Linked DNA regions of Homo sapiens: region 1 is linked to region 2. A link is a loop called in an ENCODE intact Hi-C map of the cell type or tissue named here. Cell type or tissue: CD4-positive, alpha-beta T cell. All regions are shown on one strand.

Region 1 (2,500 bases), 1.2 Mb after region 2:
ACTGGAGGTGAGAAGAGGGCAGAGAAGTCAGGTTTTTTCTCTCCCTACCTCCTCTGGCACGAGCGGCAGTGGCAGTGACTATTCTGTGGTTCTAGCTTTTGCAGGTGGCCCCAGCTCCTGGACTCCCACCTGCTCCCTTGGTCTCTCCTATCCTAGAGGTGGTAGCAGCTTCCTGCTGTTGAATCACTGTCCTCTATGCTCATTTAGCTCTGCCAAAACTTTTGTATCTCACCCCCATGTTAAATTTTTTCTGTTGAACTACACTGGATCTGACTTGATAGAACTATTAAAAATAGTTTTTAAAAAATGTGTTATTATTTTTTTTTGAGATGGAATTTTGCTCTGTCACCCATGCTGGAGTGCAGTGGCACAATTTTAGCTCACTGCAACCTCCACCTCCAGGGTTCAAGCGATTCTCCCGCCTCAGCCTCCCAAGTAGCTGGGATTATAGGTGTGCATCACCATGGCTAATTTTTGTATTTTTAGTAGAGATGGGGTTTCACTATGTTGGCCAGGATGGTCTCGAACTCCTGACCTCAGTAAAGGCAATCATTTAGGCCAGGCGTGGTGGTTCATGCCTGTAATCCCAACACTTTGGGAGGCCAAAGCAGGTGGATCACTTGAGGTCGGGAGTTCAAGACCAGCCTGGGCAACATGGTGAGACCCCGTCTTTACTAAAAATACAAAAATTAGCCGGGCATGGTGGCACGTGCCTGTAGTCCCAGCTACTCAGGAGGCGGAGGCAGGAGAATCACTTCAACCCGGGAGGTGGAGGTTGCAGTGAGCTGAAACTGTGCCACTGCACTCCAGCCTGGGCAACAGAGCAAGACTCTGTCTCAAAAAAAAGTCATCCTATTGTCATGATACTTGTACTTAAAGGCCTATCTCAAAATCAACAGTATTTATTTGTCTTTAAACTCATCTCTATTTCTACCCAGCTTGCTTTCTTTCTTTCTTTTTTTGAGACAGCATCTTGCTCTATCAACCAGGCTGGAGTGTAGTGGTGTGATCATAGCTCATTGCAGCCTCAGACTCCTAGGCTCAAGCAATCCTCCCACCTCAACCTCCCAAAGTGCTAGGATTACAGATATGAGCCACCATGCCTAGCATATAGCCAACTTTTTAATTTCTACTCATTCTACTTTCAGTTCTAGTGAATTTTATAAATGTAAACAAATACGTCACTTTCCTGCTTAAAACCCTTCAGTGTCAATGCTCCCTACTGCTCTTGGCTGACAGGACTTTGATAAAGCCCCAGACACCTCCACACTCTATGCTCCTTCCTGAAATGCATCATGTTCTTTCTCATCTTCCGACCTAACCCTGTGGTGTCTATGCCTCAACCCCTCCCCTACCACCACCTCCTGCTGCCAGCCCTTAACCCAGACAACTCCTCACTCAACCTTCAGGTCTCAGTTTATAAGCCCTTCTTTAAATAAGCTTTTCCTGACCAACCAAGACCAGCTAAATCCTCCTTGTTTTTCCTCTTCTAAGACTGTGTACTCACCCTATACCCAAAGTACTTACCATGCTCCTATAATTATTAACTTATGGAGAAAAATTAATAATAATTATTATTATCCCCAACTAGATTATTATCCCCAACCTGAATGGGATCCATGGGTTATTAGGAACTGTCTATCTTAGGTACTGTTCCAGGTACCTAACACAGGGCATGGCAAAATACTCACTCCGTGAGTGAATGTACCAAATTTATAGTAGTTATCACGACACAGCCAAACTTTAATAGCCTCTCTTGACTCTCTATTTCCAGACTCTCCAAGTTCCAGTCTATCTGCAGCTAGAGTTTTCAGTGATTTAGTTTCAGTGATTTAGTTTCACAGTACCTAGGACAGACATACAGTTGGCCCTCTGCATCCATGGGCAGATTCAACCAACTGTAGATAGAAAATATGAAGGGGGAAAAATGGATGGCTGTGTCTATACTAAGCATGTACAGAATTTCTTCTTGTCATGATTCCCTAAACAATACAGTATTAACAACTATTTACATAGATTTACATTGTAGTAGGTTTTATAAGTAATCTAGAGATATTTAAAGTATAAAGGAGGATATGTATAGGTCATATGCAAACACTATACCATTTTATATAAGGGACTTGAGCATCTGTGGATTTTTCTTTTCTTTTCTTTTCTTTTTGAGACAGAGTCTCGCTCTGTCACCCAGGCTGGAGTGCAGTCGCCGGCTAATTTTTTGTATTTTTAGTAGAGACGGGGTTTCACAGTATTAGCCAGGATAGTCTTGATCTCCTGACCTCGTGATCCGCCCACCTCGGCCTCCCAAAAGTGCTGGGATTACAGGCATGAGCCACCGCGCCCAGCCTATCCATGGATTTTTCTATCTGTGGGGTCTGTGGGGGTCCTGGAACTAGTTCCCCACAGACACCAAGGGACAATTCTACTCTTATTCCCACGGGTGTCACTCTAGTTGGAGATGACACACATTCAGGTAGATCATACAGTGCATGGTAATTCTTGA
Region 2 (2,500 bases):
CCAATAATCAAACTCTTAACCAACAAAAAAATTACCTGTGATGCCTGTACTATGATTGGCACGCCTAAAACTCGTTGGCCAGTTAATCCTATTGCTAGAGGCACTGAGCTAACATCGACGAACTCCACATAAGCAATTCCTTTGGAACGTCTTGAATTTCTGTCAGAAATCATCCTCACATCTCGAACCTAGAAAGAAAACACAGTTGTTTGTGCAAACATCCATTGTAACACATGTAGAATTATTTCAAGAGACACTGTTGAAGGATGAAGGTATTTTTAAAAATTTAATTAAAAAAGTAAATCTGTAGGACAATTCCTATATCCTATCTTTATCTTTGAACAAATTTGTAGTAACATTTATCAACTCCAATACTACAAGAGGCAAAATGGAAACATTACCACAAACAAATACTGCTACTAAATCAAATGAAGTATTTGATGTTTACATGTTTTCTCTTGCAATTTCTACCTACTTGACCTCCCTAAACAGGTTAAGATTACCTTTCCTACTGTAGAGAAAAACTCTTCCAAATCCCTTGGTCGAATTCTTGCCGCCAGCTGCATACAGAAGACTGTCCTTGCATCTCTTTCCTCAGGAGTTAAATTATCAATAGGTTCTCTAATAGGAGTAAAACATATAAAATTAATTTCATAACAGATTTTAAAATAATTTTTATCTTTTTTATTTCTTCATATAGTTCAACAGGTTTTCAGGTACAGGTGGGTTTTGGTTACATAGATGAGTTCTTTAATGGTGAATTCTGAGATTTTAGTGTACCTGTCACCTGAGCAGTATATACTGTACCCTCACTCCTTTCCCAACTCCACAACAATATTTCCATCTTTAGAAACCAGGTCTTGCTATGCTGCACAAGTTGGTCTTGAACTACTGATCTCAAGCAATCCTTTTGCCCTAAACTCCCCCATAGCTACGGCATTTCACCATGTTAACTAGGCTGGTCTCGAACTCCTGACCTCAGATGATCCGCCTGCCTTGGCCTCCCAAAGTGGTGGGATAACAGGTGTGAGCCACTACGCCTGGCCTAAAATAATTCTCAAACATGTTCAGTAAACAGAGTAAGCTGTGAAACTGGTTTGTCATAATTCCCAAACCCATTTTCTTTTTTTTTTTTTTTTTTTTCCAGAGGAAGTCTTGTTCTTGTCCCCCAGGCTTGGAGTGCAACGGCGCCATCTTGGCTCACCACAACCTCCGCCTCCCTGAGTTCAAGCAATTCTGCTGCCTCAGCCTCCTGAGTAGCTGGGACTACAGGCGCCTGCCACCACACCCAGCTAATTTTTGTATTTTAAGTAGAGATGTGGTTTCACCATGTTGGCCAGGCTGGTCTCCAACTTTTGATCTCAGGTGATGTGCCCGCCTCGGCCTCCCAAAGTGCTGGGATTACAGGCATGAGGCACCGCACCCGGCCAACCCAAGCCCATTTTCAGTAAGATCTATTGACAAAAAATGCGCATAAAACTATTCAATGTAACTCAATTCCTTCTAAAAACTAAGGTTTACTGTTTCTTGTAATCACATCTTACATGGCATTAGCACAGAAGTCTACTGGCCTTACCATCTCAAAAAAAGTAATTTTTCTTTTCTTTTTTTGTTTTTGAGATGGAGTCTCACTGTCACTCAGGCTGGAGTGCAGTGGCGCAATCTCGGCTCACTGCAACCTCCGCCTCCAGGGTTCAAGCAATTCTTCTGCCTCAGCCTCCCGAGTAGCTGGGACTACAGGTGTGTGCCACCATGCCTGGCTAATTTTCTGTATTTTTAGTAGACATGGGATTCCACTGTGTTAGCCAGGATGGTCTTGATCTCCTGATCTCGTGATCCACCCGCCTCGGCCTCCAAAAGTACTCGGATTGTAGGCGTCAGCCACCACGCCTGGCCCAAAAAGGGTAATTTTTCTAAAACAAGGGTCAACCAGAAGCCTGACAGTTTAATCATAGTCATAAAACATATCACCAGACCAATCACAAATGCCAGACTGATCCAAAATCAGTGTAATGGATGATTCTTTACAACAAAACCATGTAATTGTAAAGTCAAATTAAGTTTGACAATCACAAATGGCAAACTTGAAGTGAAACCCCAAATGATTCTACAAATTCTACTTTACAAATTTAGATACAGTGTCTATTAACATCATCTCTGTTACAAAATATCAATTAAGGTTGTAAGTCATCCTTTAAGATGTAAGCCTAAACACGATCTTTTCCATTTTTTGGACACTCTCAGGATGTACGGGGGTTGGGGTGGTCGCTCCACCTGTAAGATTTGTCACAAAAGCTTTTTTTTCTTTTTGGAAACGCAGTCTAGCTGTCACCCAGGCTGGAGTGCAGTGGTGTGATCTTGGCTCATCACAACCTCCATCTCACGGGTTCAAGCAATTCTCCTGCCTCTCTTCCCGAGTAACTGGGATTACACGCACGCGCCACTACATCCGGCTAATTTTTGTACTTTATTAGTAGAGATGGGGTTTCACCATGTTGGT

The links. Peaks named below come from ENCODE experiments on the same cell type or tissue, not always from the same donor. Only the 100,000 strongest peaks of a DNase experiment are listed, where the experiment ranks them.
Region 1: it touches region 2 in a loop (4-fold over the local background); 1 of 110 quality-filtered maps calls a loop at or near these places.

The regions. Positions count from the first base shown.
Region 1 is chr20:36,893,929-36,896,428 of GRCh38, forward strand. TLDC2 (TBC/LysM-associated domain containing 2) reads left to right here. Exons shown (of 7, transcript NM_080628.3): 7 at 1-307. All of the region lies in intron 15 of SAMHD1 (SAM and HD domain containing deoxynucleoside triphosphate triphosphohydrolase 1), which reads right to left. Among named protein-coding and RNA genes, the nearest start is that of TLDC2, 19 kb to the left of the region's middle. In CD4-positive, alpha-beta T cell, no CTCF peak of the experiment used is centred here; no DNase peak of the experiment used is centred here.
Region 2 is chr20:35,724,535-35,727,034 of GRCh38, forward strand. RBM39 (RNA binding motif protein 39) reads right to left here. Exons shown (of 17, transcript NM_184234.3): 7 at 504-621; 8 at 36-188. Among named protein-coding and RNA genes, the nearest start is that of RBM39, 16 kb to the right of the region's middle. In CD4-positive, alpha-beta T cell, no CTCF peak of the experiment used is centred here; a DNase peak (open chromatin) is centred at 1,168.